Regions from separate parts of the Homo sapiens genome. Here region 1 is linked to region 2. The links are chromatin loops, found by intact Hi-C in ENCODE. Cell type or tissue: K562. All regions are shown on one strand. Each heading gives the region's core, and the rest is flanking DNA. Links, peaks and the distances in the headings are about the cores only.

What was found. A loop is a pair of places that touch in the nucleus more often than their neighbours do. Peaks named below come from ENCODE experiments on the same cell type or tissue, not always from the same donor. Only the 100,000 strongest peaks of a DNase experiment are listed, where the experiment ranks them.
Region 1: a loop joins it to region 2, with 5 times the contacts of the local background. A loop is called at or near these places in 3 of 110 quality-filtered maps.

The regions. Positions count from the first base shown.
Region 1 is chr21:35,099,335-35,114,839 of GRCh38, forward strand. No RefSeq gene overlaps it. Among named protein-coding and RNA genes, the nearest start is that of RUNX1, 58 kb to the left of the region's middle. RefSeq lists a silencer at 5,897-6,075. In K562, for the core only: no CTCF peak of the experiment used is centred there; DNase peaks (open chromatin) are centred at 3,897, 5,683 and 7,107; H3K4me3 peaks cover 693 bases.
Region 2 is chr21:35,197,147-35,212,651 of GRCh38, forward strand. It overlaps LOC124905015 (a long non-coding RNA gene), which reads right to left. Exons shown (of 2, transcript XR_007067854.1): 2 at 14,499-15,505. Among named protein-coding and RNA genes, the nearest start is that of RUNX1, 160 kb to the left of the region's middle. In K562, for the core only: a CTCF peak has its summit at 7,883 (motif pointing right); DNase peaks (open chromatin) are centred at 7,845, 8,295 and 9,215; H3K4me3 peaks cover 710 bases.

The DNA of each region.
Region 1 (15,505 bases), core at 3,806-11,805, 99 kb before region 2:
CTCCCTCTCTCTCTCTCTTCCTCTCACCCCTCCCATCTATTATTTATCTCATTTTAGGTCATTCTTAACATAGCTGTAGAAAAAGTAAACCTTCTGGTGTGTTTTAATTCTGGATCCCTCAGGGTGACCTTTGGTCTTTGGGAACTGTGGTTTATGCTGGTGCTGAGGGTGGCCATGCAGCTGTGGAGACAGGGAGGGATAGAGGGGGTGTAAATGCACTTTATCTTCATGGCACTCCATCTTGTGACTCCTGGCATGTCACAGTGTGTACTGCGGTCCCATGGACTCAACTGGGCTTTTATAAATAATTTGCATTGTTCATTTAGTTGCAGTTTAAACTACAATATATGGAGGTTTAAAGAAAAATCAAGTTACCACTGGGGTGTTTTGCTCTGTTTGCAAATAAACCTCTCTTCCTATATAGAGGAATATAAAAACTTAACCCAATAATATGATATAAAGAAAAAACTGTAGCCAATATGTTTGGGTTAGATTAAATAAACAAGTGTGCTTATTACACTTTTACTATTTTTTTTTTTGTGGTTTTATTATAAAGTAAGAAATCCCCTATCACAAATAATACCTTATTTTTATAGACTCCTATCCTAGGGCTGTCAAAGAGCTTAATTCCAGGGATGAAACTTCATTCTCACAGGACTCACCTGGGGAAAATGTATATTTAGGCCTTTTAATCTCCATGTCTCAAAGCATAAAACTAGTGATGCCATAGATTAGCTCCTCCTTTCCCTGAAATGCAACATGCACTGTACATGCATGCGCTGTACTGTAAAGGAGCATCACATGCATGTAGAGTGTGCAGGGAAGACAGGAAATGAAAATGCATCTCCCTGAGCTGTAGTTGGTTTAGGTAAGAGTTTATGGAAAATACGATTATTGACTGGTATGTATTTCAATGTGTGTTAGGTGGAGTTGCTCATGGACTCTTAGAGTTGAAGTGGAACAGACAGGTCTCCCAGCTCTCCAGCTCTGTTAAACAAGAGAAAGATGCTTGTGATGCCTCAGCTCAACTGTAATGAGGTCAACTCCTATCACTGCCGTTTCATCTCAGTGTTGATTCAGAACGCTTCCAGTTAAGTCCAACGCCCAAATCATCCTCACAAATTCCGTTAAGCCACAGCTCCCTCATCTTACTCTACACCCCCTCAGAGGTTTATTCTCATTCCACCCACTCTTAATTTCCCGCGGTCCTCCCAGAACTTCGGTTCCTCCATTTGCTTTCAGTCCATCTGGATCCACCTGGCTTTACTTCCCTCTTTATCCAGCCCGGCCTCCTTGGTTGCCAGGGTTTGTCAGTTCTCACTGGTAATCTCTCTCCCTCCTTGTCTACTTGTCATTCAGAGCTGGCAAAATTCCACCTGGGAACCCATACATCATTGGCCTTCTCCACTCTCAAGCCTGGGGGCTGAGCCCAGCTGGAGAAAATCACTAAGATCCTTCAACCAGTCCCACCAGGAAGCTCCCGCGGCTGTTCCAAGCTCTTGCCTCTCTCCCATGCTCTGCTTCACTGTCCTCCTGTCTCACAGCAGATTGTCCGGCCTCAGCTTCCTGCCTCAAATGCCCAGATGAATGCATCTGTACCCAGACCCGTTTTTAATTCCTGCTCCTTATTTCCTCTCTCTCCTGCCAATCCCATCAGCCATGCTCTGACCTGCTTTCTCTCCTGCTTCCTCCAGACCTTGTTCCCTCAACCCTCTTCCCTCTCTGCAGTATCCTCATCTCCCTCTCTACTAGGCCTTCCCCTTAGCATAGAAGCACACTTACATGTTTCCTCTGTGTACAAATAAACATAGCAATGAGTTTTAGAAAATGTTCCGTTCAACACGCTTTTCTTGACGTTCTCAATTTCATTGATTTCCAATTCCCCCAACTCCAGGCACACTCTCCTAGGGCCACACCCTGCATATTACCTGGAATTCTTCCTTCTCTGCCAGGATCCCTCTCACTGCCCATAATATTGTGTTATCTTTTGTCATCATTCTGTGTGCCTACTACACCTGTTCTTTGATCTCTTAGGGGCTCCGATTGCTCCATTTCCTTGTTGCCTTCATTCCTATTGCTTAGTGGCCTGGATCTCATGGCTCTTGCCTTGAAGCCATGAAGCTCATGGCTTCAGCCTCTGTCTGTCTACATCTTCTTTCCCATTCTCATTTTTCCACCACACTCACTGGTAAACTCCATCCCTGGATTAATACAACCATCCACCCTTCCTACACCTGGACTACTGGTGAAGCTCACATACCATGAGGGTTGGTGCCCTATGCAGCTATAGCCTCCAGCTTGAACTGGAAGCTCAGCTATATCCCACTCTCCTTCCACAGGTCCCATAATACCTTCCTCTTCCATTCCCCTAAATCATTGTTTCTCTACAGTCTTCAAATCCCCCTTGGAACTATCTCTTCTCTTTCTTTTAGGGGGTGACAGGTCTTCTTAATACTCCAATTAATGAAAACTGACTCAAAGTGACACCTTCAGTGCTCTGTCTCAAGCACTGGTTACAGATGGACCTACTCTCAGAGCCCTGAAATTTCCATGGAAAAAGTGATACCCACTTCTCACAGCTAATGTTCCCACATGGACTCCAGTTCCTATCCCCTACTTGCATCCTTCAGGGTCATGCCTTATTAATCATCTCATTATCTTTCATTTCTAGTAACTTTCGTTCTATTGCCTCTTCCCTCTAAGCACATATAATAACTATGTTTAAATCTCCATCCACAAACCAAATTAAAAATAAGAACAAAGCACAAAATTCATCCTTGATCTTATATCTTTCTATACTGTCCACTTTCTCTTTTGCTTCCATCACAGGCAAATTTTTGGAATTAATTAATGCTCTCCCTCATCTCATAAACCTTCTGGGGACCTTGTTTCTGTTCCAGCATGCCACTCAAACTATCTTTAAATTACTGGGACTTTCCTATTCTCATGCACATTTGTTTCATGTTCTTCAACTTCTACAGGTGCTTTGTTGGGAGAAATTATCTCCTAGATTTCTATGATAGTTTACTCCAGGTTAACTCTTTCCTCCTCCCACCATTTCTTCTCATGATCTTCAACAGGTTTCTCTTCCTCTGCTTTTCTTTAAAGTGTTTCTCAATCCAAGAGCCCTATCGGAATCCTGCAAAACCTACCACTGAGTTCTCCTTGATGAAGTGTTTCCTAAATGAATCCCTTAACCAATTGAACTCTCTCATTTAGAGATACCCAATACTATGGAAATTTACCATCCTGATCATCATTTGTTCTTTGTATACTTTCCTTATCTGGCCCATGAGTTCCTCATGAGCAGGGTCATGGCCCTATGTCTGGTTGTGGCTTACAGAGAAGACAGCCAGTCAGTACTTGTTTAATGTAACCCAGTTGAGCTGTTATCCTTTCTCTCTGTTGTCTGTTTACATTATATATTAGCTGCCCTTACAGAAGATCTGTCCTGCCTTTGTTCTTTTACTTGACTCTCATTTTAGGTCTTAGCAAATTTTGCAAACTTCTTTGAAGCACAAAGATTCTCAACACTATTTCTTACTTGCATTTATGTTCATCTTCTTTCCTTTTTTTTTTTTTTTTTGTACAAGTGTTCTTACGTCTGACTTTACCAGAGAATTTCCTGTTTGGCTACCTCTTGAGATACTTCCCCATTTTCTTCCCAGTCGGGATTGTGCTATGAACAAGGACCCTTCCCTCTCCAGACTTGTTTCATGCTCACGTCTTAGAATTCCACCAATCTTTGCTCTAAGCTTTTAGAGTTCTGCCTCCTCAAAAGGCGGTCACCCACCTGACAATACCCAGCTCACCCATGGTTGGCTGTGGGAGGCTCTAGAGTAACCTGCTCCTTTTATCTCCAGGGCCCCCGTCACTTCCTCCTTGGTTAGAATAGATCCAGAGAAGCAGCTCTGCCTCGCTTCCTCTTTGGACTGAAGTCGATTTCTAGCAGCTGTCCCTGTGGGCTCCCTGCACCCGGGCCCCTCCCTCTGCAGTCACCCAACCTCTCTGGCAGCATCTGTGCTGTTTGATCCATGCCTGGAAAACATCAGTGCTTCCTCCATCTGGATGGGTGGTCTCCAGCATCGTCCCACTCTCCCTCCCTCCTTTAATCTTCAACCAAACTCTCTGTGCACATTCTTCCATCATGGTCACACATTTCACTCCAGGTGTATATGGCTTTGACTGGCTTAGCTATTGATCCTATTTCTTTTGAACATGGCATTTCCTAGACCTTGGTGTTCTAGGCCAATTAAAAACCTGCTTCCTTATATCCTGGTGAGGGCAAATAATGGTGTTTACCTTCCTGCATTAATATCCAACATGCATTTTATTTGTTAACTATATTTTATCCCTACTCATTTGGTACATGAACATAATCACTCATTCTGTGCCTCTTCAAGTTATTCCTGACTGTGAATTACTTGACACCACTAGTATTATTTTTCTCTGTAAACTTTCCCAATATTTATTTGATACTACACATTTTGCAGAACAAAGCCTCGATTATTTTTATTCTTTATTTTTTAATTTTGACTTTTAAAGTTCCTTATTTTCTATTTATTATTCTATTGTTCTATACAACAAAGTTAATTATTACTGTTAACTTTTTTAAAAAAAAACTTTTAAGTTCAAGGGTACAAGTGCAGGTTTGTTACACAGGTCAACTTGTGTCATAGGGGTTTGTTGTACAGATTATCTTATCACCCAGGTATTAAGCCTACTACCCAACAGTTATTTTTCCTGATTGTCTCCCTCCTCCTACCTTCCAAACTCCAAAAGGCCCCATTGTGTGTTGTTTCTTTCTGTGTGTCCATGTGTCCTCATCACTTAACTCCCACTTATAAGTGAGAACTTGTGGTATTTGGTTTTCCATTCCTGTGTTAGTTTGCTAAGGATAATGGCCTCCAGCTCTATCCATGTCCCTGCAAAGGACATGATCTTGTTCTCTTTTATGGCTGCGTAGTATTCCATCATGTATATGTACCATATTTTCTTTATCCAGACTATTATTTATGGACATTTAGGTTGATTCCATGTCTTTGCTATTGTGAATAGTGTTGAATAACTTAGTTCAGCCATTGTGGAAGACAGTGTGACATTTCCTCAAAGACTTAAAAACGGAAATACCATTCAACCCAGCAATCCCATTACTGGGTAAATACCTAAAGGGAGAACATTATTTTTTATTACTATTATTATTTGACCATTTTGGGAGGTTATCTTCACGATTTATACATGATTTTCAGGAACCCCTATTTCAGTACAATAATTTATGATGCAGAAAATTAAATCCCGTCCTGAGGATAATAGTAATAGTAGTATTAGTGGCAACAGCACTAGCAATAGTAGTAGTTATTCTATTAAATATCCAATACATATTTATTAAGCACCTATTATGGGCCAAGCACCCTGTTATATGTAGGGGAGAAAACAGTGGAATACATTCAAACTGTCCCTGACCCAGTGGAGTCTGCTGTCTCCTGAGGGGCTCACATATTCACATGAATAAAAATAAAAGTTAGACCTATGGTACAGGCATGGCAGAGGCTACTGGTCACCCCCCACTAACCCAATCCATCTGTAGATTTTTAGGGGTAGAACCTCTGAGGTAGCTGGACTCATGGCTGCTCAGCCAGAGACAGAGGCCATATCTCCCTCTTAACTGAGAGGGAGCATTCTATTTAATAAGCACTTCTACTGCACTCCCTGACCGCTAGCCACTGTCCTAAGTCCTTTAAGCATACTAGCTCGTCTTATCTTCTTGAGAACACTTTGAGGTAGACAGATGAGGAAACAAAGGAACAGAGAGGTTGAATATTTTAAGTCACACATCTCTTTTTCTTAGAGATGAAGTCTCACTCTGTTGCCCAGGCTGGAGTGCACTGGCATAATCTTGGCTCACCGTCACCTCCATCTCCTGGGTTCAAGAAATTCTCCAGCATCAGCCTCCCGAGTAGCTGGGACTACAGGTGCGCCCCACCATGCCTGGCTAATTTTTGTATTTTTAGTAGAGAAGAGGTTTCACCATGATGACCAGGCTGGTCTCGAACTCCTGACCTCAAGTGATCTGCCTGTCTCAGCCTCCCAAAGTGCTGGGATTATAGGCGTGAGCCACTGCGCCTGGCCTAAAGTCACACACCTCTTAAGGGAAGTAGCTAGAGTACAAATCCAGCCAGTCTAGCTTCAGAGTCAATGCTCCCTGTGTCTATGTATAGGCATAGATTTTTCAATATCATATGTGTGTGTGTACATACAACCTATATGTGTAAACACAAACCTGCAGACTGTGTGTATGTGTACAGAGGTCACACCAGTCCTTCAATTAATTAATTTATTTATTTATTTTTGGAGACAGGGTCTTGCTCTGTCTCCCAGGCTGGAGTGCAGTGGTGCTATCTCGACTCACTGCAACCTCTGCCTCCAGGGTTCAAGCAAATTCTTGTGCTTCAGTGTCCTGAGTATCTGGGACTACAACCAGGCACCACCACGCCTGGCCATTTTTTTTTTTTTTTTTTTTTGTATTTTAATAGAGATGGGTCTTCACCATGTTGCTCAGCCTAGTCTCAAACTCCTGAGCTCAGGCAAGCCACCCGCCTCAGCCTCCCAAAGTGCTAGGATTACAGGCGTGAGCCACCGTGCCTGGTAGTCCTTCAATTTAATACTGCAAATTTAACCTTGCTTCACTGTACGGCATCAGCTCCTTGGACATCTACACGGACTGTGGACACCATTTGATCCAATGTATAGCTAGTTCTCCCCATGGCTATTCAACTATACGTGCCCCCAGTATTCAAAGGACATTTGGAAACTCATCTGATATCTCCAAGTGCTGCTGCAAATAAGATCCTGATGCTGTTTTAGGCACCTGAGTAAAGTCAAAATCTAAGTACAACTATAACTATGACAGTTTTAGAGAGATTCTTGGCTTACTGCTGTTGAGCCACTTACACAATTCTGCAGAGAATAAATGTAGGAGAGAGCAACCTCTTTCCTGCCACCTGACCTTCACTTGGTGGTCAGTCGTGTGGAGCTGGACGTCACTGTCAGCTTCAGTGGAGTCCAACTGCTGACAGATAAGTGGGAGCACATGGCACGTGCGAGATAAGAGCCTATAAGAGCCTGGCGGCCTGAAATAAATGGCAACAACAATGCTCTTCTAAGTGGTCTTCCGAGAAAGCCCTGTTATCATCAGCATTGTTCACACTTAGTAACAACTTTCCTTGAATGGGGTTTTCAACATGTTTGTTCCTTTCAGTCTGAATTATCTGCCAGGGAAGAAACTCTTTCTAAAGTCCGTCAACAGTTGTGAGATTGGGTTGAGGCTCTCAAAGGAGTTTCCGGCTGTTGTCAACACAGCAGGAAGGGGCAAGGATAAAGGGTGATTTAGGAGCCTGTGCCTGGGTAGGTCCTGCCAGAGCCAGCCCAGCCCAGCCCAGCCCAGCCCAGCACAGCACAGCACAGCCCTGCCCAGTAGGTCACGCGAGCGCCATCAGCCAAGGCTTTTGGAAAAACCTATGACAAGGTTTTCAGCTTTTCAGAGATGTGCCAGGACTAACGCAGTGTTACTGGGGAGAAATTAAGAATGTATCCGACGTGTGATTCCCAACTTCATTTTCTGCCTACTCGCTTTAAACAGCCAGTATACAAGAGGCCACTCAGCCATGGAGAAAGTCCCTGAAAGTTCTACGAGATATTCTGATCTTAGTATATTGGGTTCTTAATCTGAACCATATTGAAAATTCCACCATGTAGTTTGAGCTTTGCAAAGTCAGGTCCCACCATATTTTTTTTTTTTTTTTTTTTTTTTTTTTGAGATGGAGTCTCGCTCTGTCGCCCAGGCTGGGATGCAGTGGCATGATCTCAGCTCACTGCAACCTCCACCTCCCGGGCTCAAGTGATTCTCCTGCCTCAGCCTCCTGAGTAGCTGGGATTACAGGCACGTGCAATGATGCCCGGCTATTTTTTGTATTTTTAGTCGACACGGGGTTTACCCATGTTGGCCAGGCTGGTCACAAACTCCTGATCTCAAGGAGTCCGCCCGCCTCGCCCTCCAAAGTGCTGGGATTATTCACAGGCGTGAACCACCACGCCCAGCCCCATCATAATTTTTCTGTAACTCCCCAGGTGACCAGTGCATCCGGCACAGTAATGCTCAATAAACAAGAGTTAAAGTGAACGGAAGATGCTAAATGCCACCGCCGATTGTCATCTACTGATGTATGTTTGAGAGAAATCTTACGGTGATTTCCCACAGCTGTCCTGGAGTCATATAAAGAGATATTTTGAGGGATTAATTCTAAATATTGGGAATGGAAAGAGAGAAAAGCTCTGAGAAAACTTCTTCATTTCGGTGATCAGGAGAAGATGCGTAAAGTATCATGACTTGCATTTTTACTCTCTGGACGAAGTTGTTTTCTTATTATTTTTTACTTTCATTTGTTCATTCACTCATTTACTGATCCACAGGCTTTGGAGTCAGACCTAGGGCTGTACCATCCTACTGTGCAGCTATGGTGGGCCATTGGGCAAGTCTCTGGTATCTCTAAGCCTCAATATCCCACCAAATGTAAAACTAATTCATTCAGTCAAGAGATGCTTTTAAGCACCTCCTAGGTTTCAGGTGTGGAAGAGAGTGAGCAAGAGAGACACAGGCCCTACTTTTGTGGAGCAACTGAACATGAAAGTATCAAATTAGAATATAGGTTTGAAGAAATGTGGAATGATGCACACAGACACAACAAGACAGAAAATATGAAAGGGTGAATAAGAATGATAAGGACTAGTTAAAATTTCAAAACGAGAGACTAGAGAGAGAAGAAATGTTTGAGGATAAAAGGTTGATGATTTTTCAGATATTAGGAAAGACAAAGGCCTTAGGTCCAGAGGGGACATTTGTCCCCTCTGGATCTGGAGATATTTGTATTATAGTGACATTACAAAATGCCAGAGATGATAAAAATAACTTAAAAGCAGCCCTAGAGAAATGACAGACATCAAAAGGAATAATAATCAGATCAACAGAAGTTTTGACAATAATGGATCCGCAAAGACGATAAAATTCTAAGAGAAAATAACTTTGCCAAGCCACTCTACCTTTCAAAAACAAGGTTGAACACATTTTCATATAATAAGATGTAAGGACTCTCACCTTGAAAAAAAATCCTCATGAAAGGAACTTCTAAAGGACATACTTCGGGGAAAAAGGACATAAATACAGAAGAAATATCTCAAACCTCAGATATGATCAAGAGTGTGAGCAAAGAAAAATTGGTAGCCACGTGGATAAATCCAAACATACTTTGACTGAATAAACCAATAGTCACATTAATAACAAATTATAGAATAGAAAACATTGTGGAACTAAAAACCTAACTAATTAAATAATGGTAATAGTTTAGGTGAGAGGAAGATGGCCTGTACTACAGGATGGACAACGAAGAAAGGACATTAGAAAGCATGTTAGAGCAAGTATTAATAAAACCTGGGAACTGGAGATGAAGGTAAAGAAGAGGGAGGATTCAGGGATGCTCAAAGTTCTTTTCTTGGGCAAATTAACTTCTCAAGACCTCAGGTTCCATATTAGAATAGTGAATGGACTGCACGAAATGACATAGAATTATTTTTATTCTGCTATATTAAGTGTTCAATATGTGCCAGCAATTATTACTTCCACAATATTGAGAGAGTGTTTTGTTTGTTCCCCATGGGTGAGACAAAGATGACCTGAACATGATCTAAGTGCTGAATAAGCTTAAAATGTGGTAAAAGAAATACATACACTACTAAGTCTATTTCAAGCCAGAGTGTGATCCACATGCCATCAGGGAAGAGCAAACGTTGTTTTGAAAAGCAAAGGAAGAGGAGATGATCCTGCAGTGAAATCCGGGGAAGATTTTCTGAAAATGTCAAATGGGGCCCTGAAGATTCTTTAGGATTTAAAAATACATAGTTCTTATTTTAATGGTAATATATACCTGTAGGAAATCTGAAAAATTAAAATAGTATAAAAAAGAATGAAATTACTTCCAAATCCTATTATCCAGAAATAATCACAGACAACAGGCTACTAGGCATCTCATCAGACTTTTCAAACTCTGATTCTCTGTTTCTATGAAATACCTTAACAGTGAATGTTGCATATAACATCATCAAATGTTATGCTTTTATAAAATTTTTAAAGCTCTAGAGGGTTCAATTGTATGGATGTGTCATAGCGTAGTGAACCAATCCTGGATGATCAGACACTAATTTTGTTCCTAATCGTTTACTTTTGCCACGGTACTGACATGCACTTTGCAGTTTTACATACTAAGAATAGAAGAAAAATGAACAATCATGATAGGATGTCTCAGGCATAGAAATCAAGACAAATAGAGGTAGAGTGTGCTCAAGAACATTGGTTCTTTCCAGTTTCACCGAAATGAAAAGTTTGTGTACACGAATGTGTAGAAACTAGATAGGGGAATAGTAGATGAAACTAGAGCCCATCGTGATGGGTTCTGAATGAATGATGTGTTTGGACATGATTAGGAAAGTAACTGGGAAGTTGATGATCAGATGTGCAGTTGAGAAAGTTGTATGTAATTAAAAGCAATAGACAGTGTATGTCAGTTAAAAATGCTTTCTGCTGCAAGTAATAGTAAACACTTCAAAAAAGTGGCTAATAAAGAGTGTTTATATTTTTCATATAACCCAAATGGTGACAGCCAGCGGTGGCTGATTGGGTTCAGATGTTCAGTGATATCTACAGAAGGCGCCGGGTCTTCCTGATGCTATGCTCTGTGATGCTTAGAGCACATTATTGGCTTTGTGCTTCCTGGCCACAGGATGACTGGTGTAGCTTCAGGCATCATGGCCTCAAATAAGAGCCAGAATCAGGGGTGTTGTTATGGCAGAGAAAAACCTGCTTGTGTCCCTCTCATCTTTAATCAGTACCTTAGTTTGCCAGGGTTGCCATAACAAAGTACCACAAACTGGTGGCTTAAAACAGCAGAAGTGTGTTCCCGAGGCTAGAAGTCGAAAAGCAAGGTTTTGGCAGGGCCACGCTCCTCTGAAGGCTCTAGGGAAGGATGCTTTCCTACATCTCTCCTAGCTTCAGGCGATTGCTGCAATCCTTGGCATCCCTTGGCTTGTAGCTGCATCACTCCAATTTCCGCCTCTGTCTTCACATGGTCTTCTTCCCTGTGTGTTTCCTCTGTGTCTCTGTATGTTCAAATCTACATCTTCTTACCCTTACAAAGATGCTAACCATTGGAATTAGGGTCCATGGTAATCTAGTATGACTTCATCTTAACTTGATTAGATCTGCCAAGACTATATATATTTCCAAATAAGGCCACACTCCTAGGTGCCATGGATTAGGACTTGAACATACCATTGGGGGGGTCAAAATTCAATCCACTACAATTGGGGACCAAAAATTGTTCTCACAATTTCCTGGTAGGTGCTCCTTCATAGCTCATGGCCAGTTCTGAGTCACTACTCATCCCTAGGCCTGGGGTGTACCCACTTTCTATGGATATTACGAGCTCTCTAGTTGATACTTGACAAAAGTCAGAATTCAAACAAGGGAGAAAAAAGGAGGAGTAGAGAATGTTTGCTAAATGGGCTACAGGATCTGCCACATAGAGGGACAACTTAGAAACATATATTCCATATATATGTTTATATATGGAATATTACATATATTACATAATATTACATATATATGTTTGGAATATATATACATGGAATATATATATTTCGAAGGTTGGTGCAAAGTGCAGTTTTGCCATTGTTTTTAATGGTATATATATAGTTGGACAAGACATAGGGACTGAACTAAAACAAAAGGCATAATATGTCAACAATATTTGTGGAGATAGACTCAATATACCTTGGAAACTACAATTATGAGCACAAGGGTCTATGTGCGGGGATGAGACCAATCTAGAATCTGGGAGCTACGGATCTCTGTGACCTTGATATTAAAAGAGTGAATAGAGGGCAATTTGGAAAAGGTGAGAAATAATTGAGCTGTAGAGAAACATATGCATGGTTAAAGATACAGTTCTATTGCTTTTTTATTAGTAATTTCCATTTCTAGCTCCACACACTCACCCATCCACTCAACTGACCTAAAGTGGGAAGGATATTTCCAGCCTAATAAATCTCTGGCAAGAACAGCAGCTCTCTGGCAAAATACTCAGCACCTGCCATGGAAATTAGAAGGCATTGGGATGACAGTTGCTTTTGTTTGGAGGATGAACATCAGGAGTGCTTGAGAAGTGACAGTGGAACTGCTTCCCTCTCACCATGTCTGTATTTGGATGTACATAGAATGTTTTAACCATTCCTGAGGTCCCATCTCCACGTACCTGAGCCTCTGGGGTGCAGACACACACCTGTGGTTTTTTCTATTAGTCACTTCCTTGGTAGGCCTCCAGCTGGAAGGAGGAAAGGACAACGTTGGAAGCCAAAGTCACCGCTTTGATTCTGGTAACCTTGTTGGAGATGCTGCACTCTGAAAACACAGTACATCCATTTCCAGAAAGTGAAGCCTGGAAAATTAGTGCCTAATCGATTTCATTCATAAATCCCCATCATGGCAGCTTACATGACGTTCAAGGAAAAACTTCTCAAGCCTCTCCATTTAAAATAAATGTTAGCTTTTATAGTAACATTGAGCAAAAGATTTATGTCCATTTTCTTCACATTGTTTGACTTCTAAGTGTCTTCCCCCACTTTTCATCCAAGGTAAACTTTCAAAAATGTTTTCCTTGAGGCTGGGCCTGTAGGAAATAATACATAGTAATCCCAGTACTTTTACTGGCTGTGTTTCTGTCAGGATCATCTAGTAAATTCAGTGCCTTTAGCAATCTTATCTCTTATTTAGTAGGAGATTAAAGAACACAGAGCCAATTATCCTCATTTTCTGGATGAAAAGACTGAGGTACAAAGGAGTTTGAAGACTTAATGTGGTTGCCCAATAGCTAGTGCCAAGTCTGGGGAAAAAATTGACTTTCCCATCCCCTAAGATGAAAAGGCAGCCTCTAGTTTTCCTGTGGTTGGGCACAAACATTGAGGAAGATAGTTAAAAACACTAAATGATCCTAAAATGCACATATATTGAATTGACATAAGCTATGTGCAAATGCTGAACACATTGTATCTACCATGTAGAACATAATCTATAAAATTTAACTTCTGTTTTCCCAATCTTTACCTGAGTGTGCATTTTTATATTAACATTTAGGTTGGGTACTTTAATATACTTGAGTTTGAACACAGTAATATCACAGAGTGATTTTTTGACCTAAACCAGAAATTATCTCTCCTTCCAGCTGAGCAGCTGAGCAACCTTCGTCTTCTGTAGAAGAAGGGAAGAACAGTCCTCGTCTGCTCGTTTATTGAGACAATTTAGAATCTGTGTTTTAAAATGGTCCATGTATACTTGAGTGTGTGAGGGAATAAAAGTGAATTGAAATATGAGGAACTGAGTTAACAATTGAGTTCATCATCTAGGAAGATTGATTCCTGGATCTGCCACTGCTTTTCTGGAGGTCTCTGGTGGATCACATCACCTGCTCTGAACCTGCCTTTCCAGTGGTTGAGGTTATTATGATACAGGAGGTCTAAATTTCCTTTCAGCTACAGAGTTTGTTATGCTTTGGATTGTGTCTCTCCCAAATTCATACGTTAAAGTCATAACTCCCGGTACTTCAGAATGTGGTCTTATTTGGAGATAGGCCCTTTACAGAGGTAATAAAGTTAATATGAGGTCATTAGAGTGGCCTCTAATCCAACACGACTCATGTCTTTATAAAAAGAAGGGGTAATTTGGACATGTAACCATGTGATGACACAGGGAAAAGATCATCATCTGCAAATCCAGGAGAGAGGCCTCACAGGAAATGACTGCTGCTGACATCTTGATCTTGGGTTTTTAGCCTCAAGCACTATGAGACAATACATTCATTTTGTTCAAGACACCCACGCTGTGGCACTTTGTTATAGCTTCCTTAGCAAACTAATACAGAGTTCTCTCATTCTACTCTGTTTAATTGTGTCATTACACATTTAGTACTAGTTAGTAGCATTTTTGTAAATGTTTATATGTATGCATTATCTTACTGAACCCTGACATTGTGTGAGGCAGGAATTATTGTCCTAATTTCACAGGGATTAGACACTCCATTACAGTTTAAAGATAAGTAAAGGCAGGCTCTCATGTAATTTGACCAAACTCAATGTTCTGGGGGCAGATCTGGGTCACAAATAAGAGGGCTCTTTCCAAAATTCATGCTGTGTCTTCTATTTCATGTTGCTTTTTGAAGGATCATAAGAGCTTGTGTAATTGTTATAATCAGAAAATACATGCTTAAAAAACAGAAATAGGGAAAGTTAAGGCAGCTCTCCTGAGAACTTAGAGAAACACTGTCTAAACCGAAGAAGTTGCGGGTATCATCCATGAATGGAGAAATACAATGGGAACTCTTTTCTCCTCAATATATCTCATTTGCTTGCTTATTTAGCCCAATTTGGCTGGAAAGATAATCGTTGAGGCCAAAATCCACAAGACAAAGGAAGACACGATCTTTCAGAGAAAAAAAAAATATTCTGAGTGAAATATTCCTGTTCGCAAACTGTTAAATGTGCAGCTCCAAGGAGCACCCTTTAATACATCAAGAAAGGATTTATTGTCCTCACAATGAGGAGACGGGGCACACATGCTGCAGGAAGGGCTGCAGGTTGGCAGAATGTTCTGGAAGGCAATTTGGCAGCATGTCCCCAAAGCCTCCATACCCTTTGATCCAGAGTTCTACTTTTAGGGGCTTATCCTACCAAAACAATGCAGTCCAAAGTGGGGAAAATATGTGTATGAGAATGTCCTGAGCAGCTCAGGTATCTACCTCAGTGGTCAGAAGAGGAGCATGAGGTGGAAGAAGAGAGCTAGGACTTGAGGGTGCCAGCACTGGGCACCCAGACTCAGGACTGACTGTCAAGCAATCATGGTGAATGTTGACATGGGCACATGTATGTCTAATAACACGTGATGGTGTTCATGACATATGTTAAATACTAACAGAAAACATAGTAAAAATAGTGTATGTCGTATGACATGGATATGTGTATCTATGTACATGTACACACATGTGCATCCATGTACATATATGCACAGACATGTTTACATGTGTTTGTACACACATAAGGGGTAGCAGGACTCAAATGACACACACCAAATGCTGACTATGGTTGTCCTTGTATCATAAAACCATGAAAGATAGGTTTATTTTTTCCATTTTCTTTGCTTATATAGTAATTTCTTTCTTTCTTTCTTTTTTTTTTTTTTTGAGACACAATCTCACTCTGTCGCCCAGTGCAGTGGTGTTATCTCGGCTCACTGCAAGCTCTGCCTCCTGGGTTCATGCCATTCTCCTGCCTCAGCCTCCTGAGTAGCTGGGACTACAGGTGCGTGCCACCACGCTTGGCTAATTTTTTGTATTTTTAGTAGAGACGGGGT
Region 2 (15,505 bases), core at 4,566-12,565:
CCAAATAAAAACTCTGGATACTGAATCTCTAACAAGCTTCCCTGGTAGACAACATGTGTCACAATTCAATGCTAAAGGAATTAAGCATGTCCTGTACGACTGCGCTGGGAGAGAGGACTCATAGAAGCTGGTTTCTTGTTTCCTCTGGACTTGAACTCATGTGCCTTTTCACTTTGATCATCTCCTTTGGTATCTTTTCATTATAATACACTGTAGCTGTGAATATGACCATATGCTGAGTCCTGTAAGTCTTTCTAGTGAGTCATTGAATCTGAGAATGGCTGTGGGGATCCCTAACACATCGTGCATACTTACTTCGTGTAATTCATGTCATATATTTGAAGAAAGGGGTTAGTATGAACAAAAGAGTTGGGTTTAGTGCTAAAGACAGACAAAAACAAGGGATGTGTTTTGCAGGAAAGACCAGCTTAAGAGAATCAACACCAATAAGGCTGCATGGTAATAAAACCTTTGGCAGGTTTCATTCAACTGCTTTGACTCTTTTTTGGTCCTTTTATGGTTTTCTCATCATACCATTCTTTCTAAGTAACTCCAAGACTTTAGGCATTTAAGTTATTCCTGGATATTGGCCTAAGCCTTTATCTTCTTAAAATGGTTCTTCCACGTTTACAACCATTACAATTCACCAAACATAAATTAACTGTCTTTGAGACTCCTCAAGATTACATTACTCCATCATTCAATGAATAGTTATTGAGTACAGATATTTTATTGCAACCCTAAGTACTAAGGTAGCCATTGCTGATTCAAAGATGACTAAGACAAATCCATCTCTATTCTCAAGGAACTTGCTCAAGGGAAGAAAAGTGCCAAAGAAAAACAGGCAAAAGGGCTTTGTTCGGATGGCAGTTTTGCAATTGCATATAAGTTTTCAGGGCCTTCTGGCCATCCAAAGCCACATGTCCTATGCCACAGCCATGCTCCCAACAGGTGAACATAGAAAACTGTAGGTGAGTCAGCATATGGAAAATGCAGGGGATTCCTGAAATAGTACTGAGTCATTAATCACTGATATCCTGGCTCAGTTCACGAAGCAACTGGGAGTAAATAAGCAAAGAAAGTGAACTAATGCTTAGAAGATGGAAATACCCCTGGGGACATTTGTTGAGTCAGTATAAGAACGTGGAAAACTTCAACAGTCATAGATTCAAATGGAATGAAATAAGAGGAGAAGAACATTCCCCAACAGCTTGATCTCTCATCAAAAATTGCTGGCAAGCACCACTCTTCTGAATTCTCTACTTTGGGAATTGGAGGAAGGAAGAAAAGAAAGGAATAAAATGTTGTTCTGATCTCAGCGGATTCTAAATTTATGTGATGTGACAACACATAGTACACAAACACATAGCTAGTGTTTGATGTGTGATGTTGAATTGACTTATACAAGGCAAATTATAATACAAAGGAAAAATAACATAGAAGAAAACAACCTGGAGAAACTGATGGGAGGGAAGATAGGCTTTGGAAGGGGTAAATTAATTAACTCAAAATAAGATAGTTTAAAAAAACAAACAAACTACAAATGGGGATTCATATGTACGGGTTGTTTCAAAATATTGAGTCTTGCCAAAGTTGCCTTGAGAGAAAAGTGAAAGTGACACTAGATATTGATATGTTTGGTTTAGTGGTACTTCCCACTAAATTTGGAGCTTCTCAAATATTATAAAGTGAATTTCTGATAGCCAGTTGCTTCACTGATTTCCATTGCAAAATCAAGGATGTGTTTTTTTCTTTTTTTAGGAAACAAAGATTTCACTTACATGTAAAAGATATATTTAAGAACATAGTAAACTTCTAAAAGCACAGCTTAAAGAAAAAGAACCACCCACAACAAAACACTTTTTTCAAAATATCAACAGTCATAGAACACACACACACACACACACACACACACACACACATATGTATCATACAAATGTTGAATTGGTTTACAGTTGTTTGTACATTTCAGCTAAAGACCTAAATGTAGAAAATTGACCAAGTCATTTCATGAAACTCAGTGACCTTCATGTTCAGCATGGTACTTTCCCATTTTTTCTACTTTCTTCACTTAAGAACTTATTCCTACATATCTCTTTTAGCACATGTACACATTTCAGCATCCCTGATGTGAAGAGAGAGGGTCGAACACCCCAAGGACTGTGAAACTAACAATCATTGACTGCATCCTCCTATTCAGTATTGTGCTAAGCACTAGACGGTCTGATGACATTTAATTCATAAATGCAGTGCACAATGGGTGTTCTTATTCTCATGTTACAGTAAAGGCTGAAATGTCCATACTCTCTTTTGCTCCAAACAACAGGCTCTGAGAAGGCTCATCCACCGATAATGCCACATGCAAGGCTCGTCCCATCAGCATTTGCCAGTCCAGTCCAGGGCGGGCTGCCAGGCCTGCCATTGTCTAGGGCTATTGGATCTCAGTGTTTGGGAGGACGCTTCATCCAGCCACACCAAATGCATGACTTTGAGGGACACCACCCCTCTTCAAAAACTGGAAGCAACTCAGCAACCTAACCAGCAATTTCACACAAACCAGGTCAGGGAGATGATAGCTTGTCCATGGGTTTACTTATGAAAGCTGCTCAGCAAATTTATTGTAGCTGGGTAGTAATGCAGGTTTGGTGACTCTTCAATGCCACATCTGCCCCTAAAGGAGTTCCAGGAATTCTGATGGAAATTCACTGAGTTTTACTTCTGTGCACATTCTGTCACCCAGGCTGGAGTGCAGTGATGAAATCAAAGCTTACTGTAGCCTCAACTTCCGAGGTTCAAGCAATCATCCTGGCTCAACCTTCTGAGTAGTTGGGACTATAGGTGCATGCCACTATGCCAAAATAATTTTTTAATTTTTTTGCAGATATGGGGTCTCACTGTGTTGCCCAGATTGGAGTGCAGTGCCACGATCATAGCTCACTGCAGCACTGACCTCCAGGGCTCAAGCAATCCTTTTGCCTCAGCTTCTGAGTAGCTGGGACTACAGCTGTGCACCACCATGCCTTCTAACATTTTTAATATTTTTTGTAGAGGTGGGGTCTAATTATGTTGCCCAGATTCATCTCAAACTTCTGGGTTTAAGCGATCCTCCTGCCTCAGCCTCCCCAAGGGCTGGGATTACAGATTTGAACCACCATACCCAGCCCTTTACAGGTTCTTTAGCTTCTCCTGTGGATGCCAGTCCACAGGGACAGAATGCAGTACTCAAAGCTGAGAAGACAAGTTTTGCGCTTGCACAGGATTCCCCGTTAAAGCAAATAACAATAATGTGAAGTGAAATGCTGTCTTTCAAAAAGTTATTTGCTCTTCACAGATTTTTTTTTCAGTGAATCCTTCCCATTTCTTTTACATAAGACATTTCCCAAGTCTCATCACCTTTCTTAGGCCACAGGTAATTCAGAAAGCTATAGATTTAATAATTAATAGGATTCTACCAGACCATTTCTTTCCTTACATTTTCAATCAATCAGTCATTAGCTATTGAGCATCTATGATATCTTTCACCCTCCTTGGAATAAAAGCATTATTTTTTAAAAGTTTTCTTGGCTTCACTGACGCATGTTCCTATCCTTTCTCCATGAATAACACTTGTTTGCTCAAGCCAGACACCTGAGGGAATCCTACCTGCCCACTCTCCCTATGTCCCCTCCAATCTGCCATCCAGTTCTGCCAGCTGTTCCCAGTTCTCTCACTCTCTGGGTCTGGCCCTCATGCAGCTAGCTCAAATCATTGAAAGGACTCCATGACGGTCCACCGTGAACAATGCCTCTAGAACAGGAAAATATGATCACATCTTCCCTTGCTTAGGATTTTTCAAGTTTCTTCTGACCAAAGAATGAGCTCACCTTTCTTGCCTGCCGGAGGAGGCTATGCAGTCATTTATTCAGTTCAACCTGTTTTTATTGAGCACTTACTGTGTGCCAGGCATTGATTTAGGTGCTAAGGAAATAGCAGTGAACAGAATCCCTGTTCTGGTAGAGCTTCCATTCTACTGAGAGGAGACAGATAATAAACAAAATAACTCATGCATGTGTGTGTGTTTGTATGACATGCACACACATGTATATGTACATTTGTATACATACATGTATATTTATACTTATTTTTAGAAGGTGACTTGTGTACAAGGTGACAAAGAAAAACAAAGCAGGGCAGGATTCTAGGGAATGCTGGAGGAGGGGTTCATTTTACATAGGGTAGTCAGGGAAGAAATCAGTAAGAAAGTGACATTCTGACAAAGATGTGAGTTAGTCCCTGCTTGTTTGTGCAACATCTTTTTTTACCGCCTCTCTGCCTTGCATATTCTGTTTCACAATATTGAACTCTTAGCTGTCTCAAACCTACCAGTCCTTCAGCCTCCAGGCCTCTGCACGCATGGTTGATTGGCCCCAGGTTGCCTGTTCTCTGCAAAGGTGGACTCTTAGTTGTCTTTTTTGTCTCTGCCCCTCTTCTCTTCCTGGGATTCTCTAGGCAGGCTCAAGACCCTCCCTCTGGGCTTTGACTTTGCCTGGAACAAACCTGCTAGAGTGACTATCAACTCATATCATAGTTCTTCTCTTTCCCTCTCTAAATACCTATATGCAGACATAGACATGTCCATATGTAACATATAACACATGTTATTCACTGAGTTTTTACTGGGGTAAGTATATTTTTAAAATACATGTGTATATGTTCTGTATTCTCCATTACTTTTTGAAACAACCTAATAAGGTAGAATTATCCCCATTTCACAAGTGAGAAAATTCACTTACCCAATCCCTTTCCACTAATGGGGCTGGGCTTGAGCTGAAAGTTATCTGACACCACAGCCTTGGTCTGCCCACAATGCCCATAGCTTTCTCCCCAGAGCCTAAGCTCCCTTAGAGTACATTCTATAGCTTTGAGTTTTTGTGTCTTGCACCTAGCACAGTGTTCAGTACAGAGTAATTGCTCCCTAAATATTTATTGAACAAATACATTTTAATACTATTCATTCATTCATTATTAATGATGTGCAAAATTTCTATGTCTAGCTTCCTAAGTGTGTCTCCATAGGCCCAATCTTTCAATAGCAATAATAGCAATATTTTCATAGCACTTACCATGTACCAGGTACTGTTATAAGTACAAATATCAACTTTTTTGATCCTCACAACCCAATGAGGTAGGTACCACTTTTTTCTCCATTTTACAGAGGGAAAAACCAAGGCTTCAAGTAGTTAGTTCAATTTTTGAAGCTCACACAGCTAGCAAGTGACAGAACTGGGGTTTGAACTCAGGTGTCTTGGCTCCAGAGAGCCTCTGTTCCCCAAGACTGCATGACACTGCCTTCCTCAACCCTTCAGACTCAGGTTCCAGGCCCAGTGAATGATGTTCAGTGATGACTATGAACTGTTTTCTACCACTAAAAAGAGACATAATCAAGAACATCTACTTTGTATTGCTTAGTAGAGAAAAGCAACCTCTTAAATCCAGTACTCTTAGTGACTAAGCTAATATTCAGAGGAAATTTGGCAACCTCCTTCTAACATACTGAAGGCAAAGGGTAATAAAAACATAAAAGGAAAAGTATCCAAAAAGAAAGTAGATAACTAGGTGTTTGAGAAAAACAAAAATAAAGAAGTTTTTGTTGTTGTTGTTTGTTTTTTTTAGATCAAGAAAATATTGGGAAACTGCTACTGAAAGAGGATTGATGTTGGCATAAAGGGAGAGATCTTCTGTATCTCAAAGGAAATTTGCCTTTTAATCCAAAGTCAAGAAAGCCCATAAACTTACCCTAGAATCAAGAAGGAATCAACTAAATTATATCAGAATTCTTAGATCCGAAGAAGGTCATTTTCAGTAAGTGGATACTTGCAGGCTTAAATGAAATGTGAAAAATTTTGAAGGAAAATGTGATCAGGAAGTCAAAGTAAGCTTTTGACACTGCCTGCCACTCCCCACTCCCCACAGACACCCTCCCCTCGAAAAGAAAAGGAATAATTTTTTCCACTGCTTCATGAAGGGGACAAAGTCCTTTGCGACTTCTTTGCCTTAGAATACTATTAATCTTTTGTTGTTGTGTTCCTTTAGAATACTATTAATCTTATAAAACTGTGCCTCTGACCACAGGGTGGATTCCAGCATTAAACTACCAATGCTTTACAGAGAATCGTGAGAAACACTCAGGGAAGAGGTAATTCTACTCAAGGGTCATCCTTTTTCCTTGCCAATTTTTTTTTTCTTTATCAGCATTTGAAAGAAAACCAGATATTTTCTTTCCTGAAAGTTGATGACTTCAGGTGGGGAACAAGCATCTGTGGCAGATGGACTCTTGAAACGCAGTGAAATATCCTGTCTTCCTATAAATGTTTATGGGAGCAGGAGAACTGAAGAAGAAAAACACAGCAAAATGTTGCATGACTCACAGTCCGAACTGCTTCTAAATAAAGCATTTCTCAGAGTTTCCCATGAGGTGATTTGAGTGATCAGGCAGCAGGGTCCCTGTGAGTGGAGCAAGCACATTTTTAAAATACAAAAAGGTATATCCAACAGTCACTCAGGAGAATCGTTCTGTTGTTTTCGATGTTTAAGAAAATGTATGTCTAAGATGAGAGTATCAGATCATGTATATCATGTCCTGTTCCATATGTGGCCAGAGCGTCCCAGCAGTTCTTGGCTCGGCCACTTTGCAGATGATGATCAGCAGGACGTTTCATATTGACTCACAGACTTTCCTCTAATAGAGCATCTCCAAGTGATGATAATTAAGTTTAATTTTAGATCGTGTGTGCTGGACCTGGGAATGTTTTTAAAGTGGTAGCAAGCTCCATTGACTTTGGCAGTTGAGTTTTGAAAGGAAGGTCTTATGTCTTAGACTACCTCCATACTGTTCAGTCCCTTTATACTCCAGAAAATTATGAATTTGGAATCAACTGGGGAGAAATCCTTCGTCAGACTACTGTGCAAACGGTAGACACTCCTGCCCTTGACTGTCAGCCTCGCAGATGGAAACGTGGCCACCCTTCTTCATATTCAAGGCTCTCTGACTAGAAAGTCAGAAAGTGGCTACAGCCCTTCCAGCCAAGCTAGAGGAGTGGAAAAGTAAAGTCTAGAGGGCTTGAGCTTGTCAGGAACCACGGTTAGAACAATTCCTAGATTCTCTATGCAGCTTACCAGTGACGGTCTTCTATGACCTCATAACAGATTGGCAAAATTACATTAGGTGACTCAACCATTTCTGGGTACTGGTATTGAGTAGCGGTATAAAGACGAAATGATTGTATCAGGGAATAATTACTACCTAGAACGTGTTCAACTCTCTATATGTGCAGCAGACATGTGGTCAAATGAGCTGACTTGTTCTGGGTCATCAGATTTAAAAACTACAGGATACCCACTTAAATATAAATTTTAGATAAACATGAATACATTTTTAGCATACATGTACTCCATGTAATATTTTATCATTCATTGTTTACCTGAACATTAAACAAAATTAGTTGCTTCTCCGAAATTTCAATTTAACTGGACATCTGTATTTTAAATGGCAAGCTTCTAAGATGCACGAGCTTTTCTGAGCTACTATTTTATCAAAACACATTCTGAATGTTTTCCTGCAAGAACTGGGGAATCTAGAGAAAATGCATCAAAAATAATTTAACATTAGCAAGAAAACGGCCACTTTGGAAGGGCTTGTCTCAGTCACTGACACATACTGTAAACCTGTACCCCCGGAAAACCAGCAGGAGAGAAAAGTAAAAGCAACATGATGGTTGAGTGGATCCTATTGTGACCTAACACTTCCACCCAGACAGAATCCGAGTTCCCTGCCCGTAATTTTGAGCTTCAGGTTCCAGTTTCCTCTTTTTCTTTACTAGGTTTCGCTGCCTCCTGTAGGGGGAAATAAGGGAAAAGAGATAACGAAAGAAAGAAAGAAAAAAAAAAGGGCCGGCAATTTCATGTACATTTGTTTTGGCATTCGCTGAATTCTAGAGATGAAAACAATCTCCTGCTTTTAATTCAGTCCACGTGCAACAAAGTTGTACGTTGGGAGATCTGGCTTTTAATAAGAACGATTAACAAGCGTTTTTGATCACAGGAAGTTGAGAAGAGTCGCTGCTTCTAAGAATACAATAAACATTGACTAGCAGTTAGACGGTCCATCTTTCTCTATCAGCCGTTTAGCAGCCTCTACTTTGATTTGGGGCAAATGCGAGATGGGACCAGGAGAGAGCTCCCCACACCCCCACCACCACGTGGGCAGTGGTTCTGTTCCAGAGCGCCTTCCTTCCTGTCCAGGGAGGCAGGCTGCTGAGGCCGTTTCTGGGCAAGAGGCCATTGTCGGGATATTTGCTTTAGATAGCTTGCAGCTGGGCTGAGTGGGTGTTTCATTCAGACTCAACACAGGCAGCTCCCACCGTCTCTACTGTTTCAGGCTAGTGGAAGCTAGGGGCCTTTTGATTTATAAAGAGCTCTCTGTGCCTCCAGTTACATTTTAGGAAGCAAAGCCGTGATAAATGAAGCTCTGGCTGCTGATCTCCTGGATACACACACACACACACACACACACACACACACACACACACACACACGGCCTACACACCTTTTCCCCTGTAGCACAGAGGCTTTCACCACCAGGAGATTTAACCCTGGCCTAGGGTAGCCACGTGGGCATCCGTGTTCATCCGACATCCTCTTACATCAGAGCTTGCCCTGAATAGGGCAAAATCAAAGTGTGGAGCTTGTTGGTTTTTTATGTGGTATAGATATTCTTATATTTATCACATTTCCAATTTGAGGTCATCGACCACCATGGAAGGAACTGTGCTGGCATTTCTGGGCAAAGCCTAAAGTTGATTCTTCTTTTCCTACAGACAATTGTTTTCATGTGTGCTGGGAATGAATGCATTCTGAGGATGAGGGGTGGGGAATTCTACACGCAGGGAACTCAGGAGTCTTATTTTCTTTATTTTCTTATCCTGAGCTACAAATGACTGCTTAATTGGGAGAGACTACAATTACAAGAGTTCACTGAGGGAAGCATGAAAACAAAGTGAACCAGAAAAATAGAAACCCAGACTTCTCAGTTCCTGTTTATCCTATTTTTAATCTCCACATCTCAGTTGCTCTCTTTCTTGCTTCTTTTGCCTTGCTGGAATTCATACACACACCTGGCTTTCCATTTGCCTTGGGGACAGTGAGGAGGTGGAGCCCAAGAGTGGGAGGGCCCTGCTGCCTGCCGGTGGGGAGAGCTGGTGTCCGCTGGAAGAGGCAGACCTACAGAAAGCTCGGCCGTGTCTAACTCAAAGGTGTTGGCAGCACATGAATGATGACTTCTCCTCTCTTAACTGCCTGGGCTAGGAGACTTTCGCATGTCCGGACAAGTGGGAAGAAGGAAGGTCGGGGTGGAGGTGACCATGAGATTGTGGACGAATGTTCAGACTGACCAAGGCCTGAAGAGGTCTGAACGCCTGTGTTCTTCAGCCCTCCTCCCCCTCCTCTCTCTGTGTCTCTGACTCTCTTCTCTCCCCTCCCCTCCCTCTGTCTCCTTCCTTCCTTCCTTTCTTTCCTTCCTTCCTCCCTCCTCCTCCTTCCTTCCTTCCCTCTTTCCCTTTCTCCCTCCCTCCTTCCTTCCTTCCTTCCCCTCCCTTCCTCCTTCCCTCCCTTCCTTCCTTCTGTCCTTCTTTCCTTCCTTCCTTCCACACATGTTTAGGAAATGCCTGCCACCAGCAGTCTCCACATTAGGTTCCAACTATACCAAAGGAATCTGTGCCTTCCAAAACCTTCCCAGGGACAGAAACCACTCACAAGGGATGCCTCTGCCATTTCACCATGCGGGTGCCCACACCACCACAACACACTTCAATTTGTGAAAACACTTTTTCTTCCCTATCAGAGTGAAATAGTGCATACCCTTGTGTGGCTCTGCAACTGAAAGAGACAAAAGGGAATCACACCGGGAAAATCACACATTCTGGAATAAAGAGGGAAATGTAGAAACTGGGATCTTAAAGCCTCGGGGGAGAGGACCCTGGGGCCCGGGCTCTCTGGGCAGCACCCAGGCCTGGGGAGGAGCTGTTTCCAGTCGGTCTCCCTGCAGACCCTGAGTGCTGAGGGGAGGGTTGGCCTGTCTCCTTGGCCCCTGTGTGCCCAGCACCAGCATTTGTGCTGGGAACCTCCCAGGCACCACTCTGTGTTAAGGACGTGCCAGGAGAGACCTGGGAGGAGACGACCCCGGGGCTGGGTAGGTGTCCAGCTCCTTCCTGGTTATCTTCCACCCAGCACAGAGGACATCCTGTAACTCAGTTGCTCCTCACAGGGTCACATTTAGCCTCCCACGGGCTCTGCCACTCACAGTGCTCCTGTCAGGAAGCGGGGTTTGTTCCCTGAGATCGCCAGTCCGGGAGTCTCTCCAGGACCCCTGCGGGTGTCCGGGTGTGGCTTTGGCTGCCCTGTTCCCTGAGCCTGGTGTATCATCATGTGAGAACTGTTACTAGTTTCCATCTCAGGGAAAGGATAACCATGCCCCTAACACCCTGGCAGGACCAGATCTACCTTTCTGTCTAATATGACCCCTTCATCTGAGAGCTGGAACTTTCTGGAACCTTCTAGAGCCTTGTACAGGCTCTGGAGCCTACTGCGGACGCAGAACTAGTAATAGATTTGCTCAGTTCCTGCAGCTTTAGCTGTGGGGCACTCAGAAATTGCTGTGCTATGTGGGCTTAAATAATTTGAATAGACATGAATATATTTAATAAAAACAATCTGCTTTATCGAATTATTTCCATTTTTGTTCTCATTTATTTCCTTTAGCCCCAGATAATGTTAAAATAAACTACTGATGTATAATTAACTTTAGATGTTATAGTATCTTGAGCCAAGCTGATTTCGACGACAGTGAAGAACATTTTGAAGTAGTTTTATGATTTTTCACAGCACAACAGATTTTTATAAGAAGAAAAAAAAGCTTTAAAAATGCTGGCAGTGTTGTTTAGCTCCTCCAACACAAGCACCCACCACAGTAAAGCCCACAAATTCACAGTGGGCTGAAAAGTGGTTTCTGGAACTCTTTTAAACCTTGGCTAACTTTCGGGGGCTCCCAAAGGACAAGATTACTTCATGTCAAAGCAAAAATTCTCCTGACTCTGTAAACAGCCCACGGTTCTGGGAAATATGAAAAACGTAGATCAAAAATGAAGTTGTGTTGTGTTTGGAGAGGCTTTCCGTGATCACGAACCCTCCGTCCCGTGGGATCCACACTACTCCCGGGTTTTTGAGGTCCTCCTCGTCCTCGGGGTCACTGTATCCCTCTTTACCTTCTTCCTCAGAACACCCATTGCCAAATAGAAAACACCAATGATGATACTACTACCAGCCCAGAAGGCTGATTAAATCTGCATACCCTTCTTTGGAGCTTAAACCGTGCTGTGCATTTTCACGGTAAATAGTTTTGTGTTTTGTGGCATATATACAAACTTGGCAAGTAAAGACAAAAGTCACCAAAGACCTCATTTCCCACTAGTTTTGTAACAAAAAGCCAAATTGATATTCTCTTTTCTCCTTCCTACCGCACAAACGATACTCCCTTCATCTTATAGCATAGGTAAGTGTCAACACCCCTCTCACCAAGAATATTTTGTGGCTCAGCAAAAATCAAGTGAACTTAAAATATATTCTGATCCCACCAGGTAAGAAGAAAATGTTTAACATAACACAGTATTCCACCAGAATAAGCTGAGCTGGGGTTTTTTTCCCCGTCGTAGAATTCATGTTGGGAAGGTGGGTGTGAGTGATGATTCACTCACAAAGTGAGGCATGTGATAAAGAAAAGATTGTATCCTAGAATTTTAAACCTTATCTAATAAATTATCCAGACAAAGGGGCTCAGGGCTTTTTGGCAGGATCCTGTACTTCCATTAGAAGCCCAAAAAGCTCAAAGAAAAGAAACTACAGTGTATTCCATTCGTTCCTTTGGCAACTCGGATCTTCCCTTGTTTTAAACCAAACAAACATTCGCAAGGAAAACCAGCTGCTTTTACAATGAATAAACCCATTACCTCAACTCCTTTACTCAATACCATTACAGAGGTATTTTTACTTGTCAGATTTTCTGTTTCAGAGAAGCTTGGATATTTTCAGTATGCTGTCAATACAGACAAAACAGAGCTGGTTTTAGCAACAGCACCAGATGTGTCTGAGGACATGGGCCTTCCTGGACCTCCAATTCCAAGGTTGGGTGGTAAGTTACAGCTGCTGTCAAAAATAGTAACAACAGGATTTGGCATCTTGACACAATGCTGCCTGGTAATGGCTAAGCTCACGGCACAGTAGCCAGTGGAGAGGAGGCTGCATGCACATGGAAGGGAGAATTAGGAGACCCTGGAGCGTAGACTCAACCTGTGCGTCCAGAGCCAGCCCTGTTGTAATCTCCACCACAGCAAAGAAAACCAGTGCATGTTGCTTCAAGTACCCACTCATGTTTGACCCATAGCAGTCGGTAACATTAATTGTGCTGAGGGAGGCAAATGAACACTAACCAATCTAAAACAAGAGCAAAAGGGATTTTACCAAAGTATCAGCATTGGAGAACCTTCCCCTTCCCAAATCCAGTTTACCCCTCTTTTCTGGATAATTGGGTATCATGGATGCTCAGTGTGTCAGAGGGCCAGCGTGCTCCTGGAATCAATTGGAGACTTCTGTGACCCACAGGTCAGACAAGTCAGGTCTATAGGGTCTAACAAGAGAGTTTACTCAGTAGAGTAAAGGGAGCAATCTCCACTCAAAAATGAACAAGTGGGGTTTACAGAAGTTAGACTGTCACAGAACCAGAGTTAGAAGCAGTTGCAGAGCCAGGACATCTTAAATGATCAGCAGTAGAAGTGAAGGTTAAAGTTTTAAAAATTATCTATACACCTAGCCACGTATGATTGCTTTCTGCAGCCCTGATCCCATTCAATCTAGGCTCCGTGTGGTCTAGGCTATGAAATGAGTACAGCATTGGACTGTTTCTCGGTTGATCTTAGCTCAAACTCTTGTTAACTGAATGACCCCCTGAGCAGGTTTTTAAAATGCCTTGACCTTCACATTTCTCTTTTATAGAGTAGGGACAATCTGTCCCTTAGAGTTTGTTAATGCATGTAGTACACTTAGTGATGTAATATACTTACCACAATGTCAAACATATAGTCGACACTCAATAGATAATAGGTATGGTTATTATAAAGCAGTCAAAATGAGCCTTGTATTCAATAGTTCCCTGTAAGAAAAGCATGAAGTCTAACATGGCTTATAGGTCTTACCTCTCACCAGCTTTATCTAGCAACATTTTCGCCTCTGAAATCAACACTCCAGAGATGTTGTAAATTGTTCAGTGCCTTGAAATTCAGCATTTCTTCTAACTCCCAGGCCTTGGAACCTGTGCTGCCTTGCCTTGGAGCATGCTATCAACACCTCCCACTCATCCTTCACCTATCAGCTTAAGTGCCTTCCTCCACTTCAATGCTAAGCTGTGTCTCCCTGCCCCATTCTCTCTAGAGTGCCTATGCTGTTATACTCACTTGCCCAGTAGTGGCCTTCTCCATGTGACTCCATGAAACCAGGAGCCATGTTTTGTTCATGTTGCTATTCCTAAACCTTAGCAGAGTTCTTATCCCACAGTAGGTATTCCACTAATACTTATTCAGTGGATAAATAAATTACAAAACTATTTAGGGAACTCAAAATTACTGATAATTCTCAATCTAGGTGGCTCAATTCAGAAGGGAATAGAATTCAATAAGATAGAAATAGAAAGTGAATATACGATTCAGAAATGAATAGGATATAATCTGGTCTGCTCTAAAAGAATGGCTTTTGCAGAAAAAAATGGCTAGCTGACCCCTAACAGCTGTTCCCTTCTCCTTTCATAGTAATAGAAGTCTTAATTTTTAGCTGTGTCCATAGTCACAAACAAACAAACAAACAAACAAACAAACAAAAAACTACACTTCCTAACATCGTTGCAGGTGTGACCAGATTTTGGAGAAGTTCTGACCAATGAAATGCAGGCTGAATGCTGCCTCTCTTCAATCCATTCTCTTCAAAATCCAGGCTATAAGTACCTAGTCAAAGCCATAAGCCCCCACCACTTACTAAATATGTGATGTGTAGTAGACTGGCACACTATGTTGAATGACAGCTAGAATGCACTCTTTTTATATCCTTTTCTTCTCTCTCTCTTTGATGCCTACAGTAAATATGTAAAGGCTGGAGCGTTGACTGCCAAACTGGATGTTGAGGAACGGGGTTATATGTTAGTGCTGGCGAAGGGCAGAGCTGGATGAAGCCTGGATCCCTGAGTATTTTGGAAAATATAACCACCATACCAGCCCCTTGCTGCTTACCCTCTGACTTTTCATTTGCTTTACCAACTATTATTTTTATCCTCTGTTACTTGTAGTTCAGTTTCAAAGAAACCTCTTAATTACCAGGAATTGCATTGTGAAAACAATGATGTATGTTTGAAAAAAGGACTTAAGAGAGTTTCAAAGTTATTTTTATTTCAAGATTTTCACAGTAGTATTTTAATAGCAATAATGTATTTTATTGATGTTAGCTAAAGATTTTTTAATCTCAAACATAAATGAGGAAATTATAAATATCATGAAAGACCAGACAAAAATCAATAGCGTTCTAGATTCTAATCACACAGAATATTTTTCAACAGTCACTGGTGAGCAGAAGAAAATAATATCAACGGAGCAGCCAGTCTCTCCAGAAAGCAACTGTGTTTTCCAAGGCAGAGAACACAACGACCTTTCTTCTTGTGTTTATGGTGGTATTTCTCAACCACAAGCCCATGATAACTGGGAACGATGTTCAAAATATTTATCAATCTGCACAATCTGGATGCCATCCAATCAGAACAGATGCTGGCTATAGAACAACTAGTATATCCATCCTGGCTCATGGCAACATGATTTCAGCCTAGGGATACCAATAGTAGCATGTGTACGGAAATCACGTTTCTTAAATTATCAACCACATTTTGTCTAATTTATGGCATAACACCTGATAGAAATGCCTGTATCATATGCAAAATTAGAGGTTCATAGAAGTAGTTCTTGTTTTTTGTGTGTGAGTTTCCTAATGAGTTGGTTTAGAAAAGAATGAGACCCAAAGGATCCTGCTGGAGAGATTTTTGGAAGGTGGATGACTGGCTGTTTAGCATGTATTTTTCTTAACCATCGTTTGTGTTTGAGTGCTTGTATGCATACATGTGTGTATATACATGTACAAACAAAACATACAAAAGTAGTGTGACTGCAACTAGGAGTACATTGACACTGTGCCTGTGGCCAGCAATACTGTCTCCTTTCATTCCAGGAACAAGAAACTTCAGAGCCCCCAACATACTAGACTTGCTTCTGGCATTCATGCCACAGGGCTCCTGGTGTCTCAAATACTATTTTTGATGTGCAGCTGTTGAGTTGAAACATCTGATAGTTTCTCTTCTCCAGACTGATTTGGTGCAAGATACCAGTAA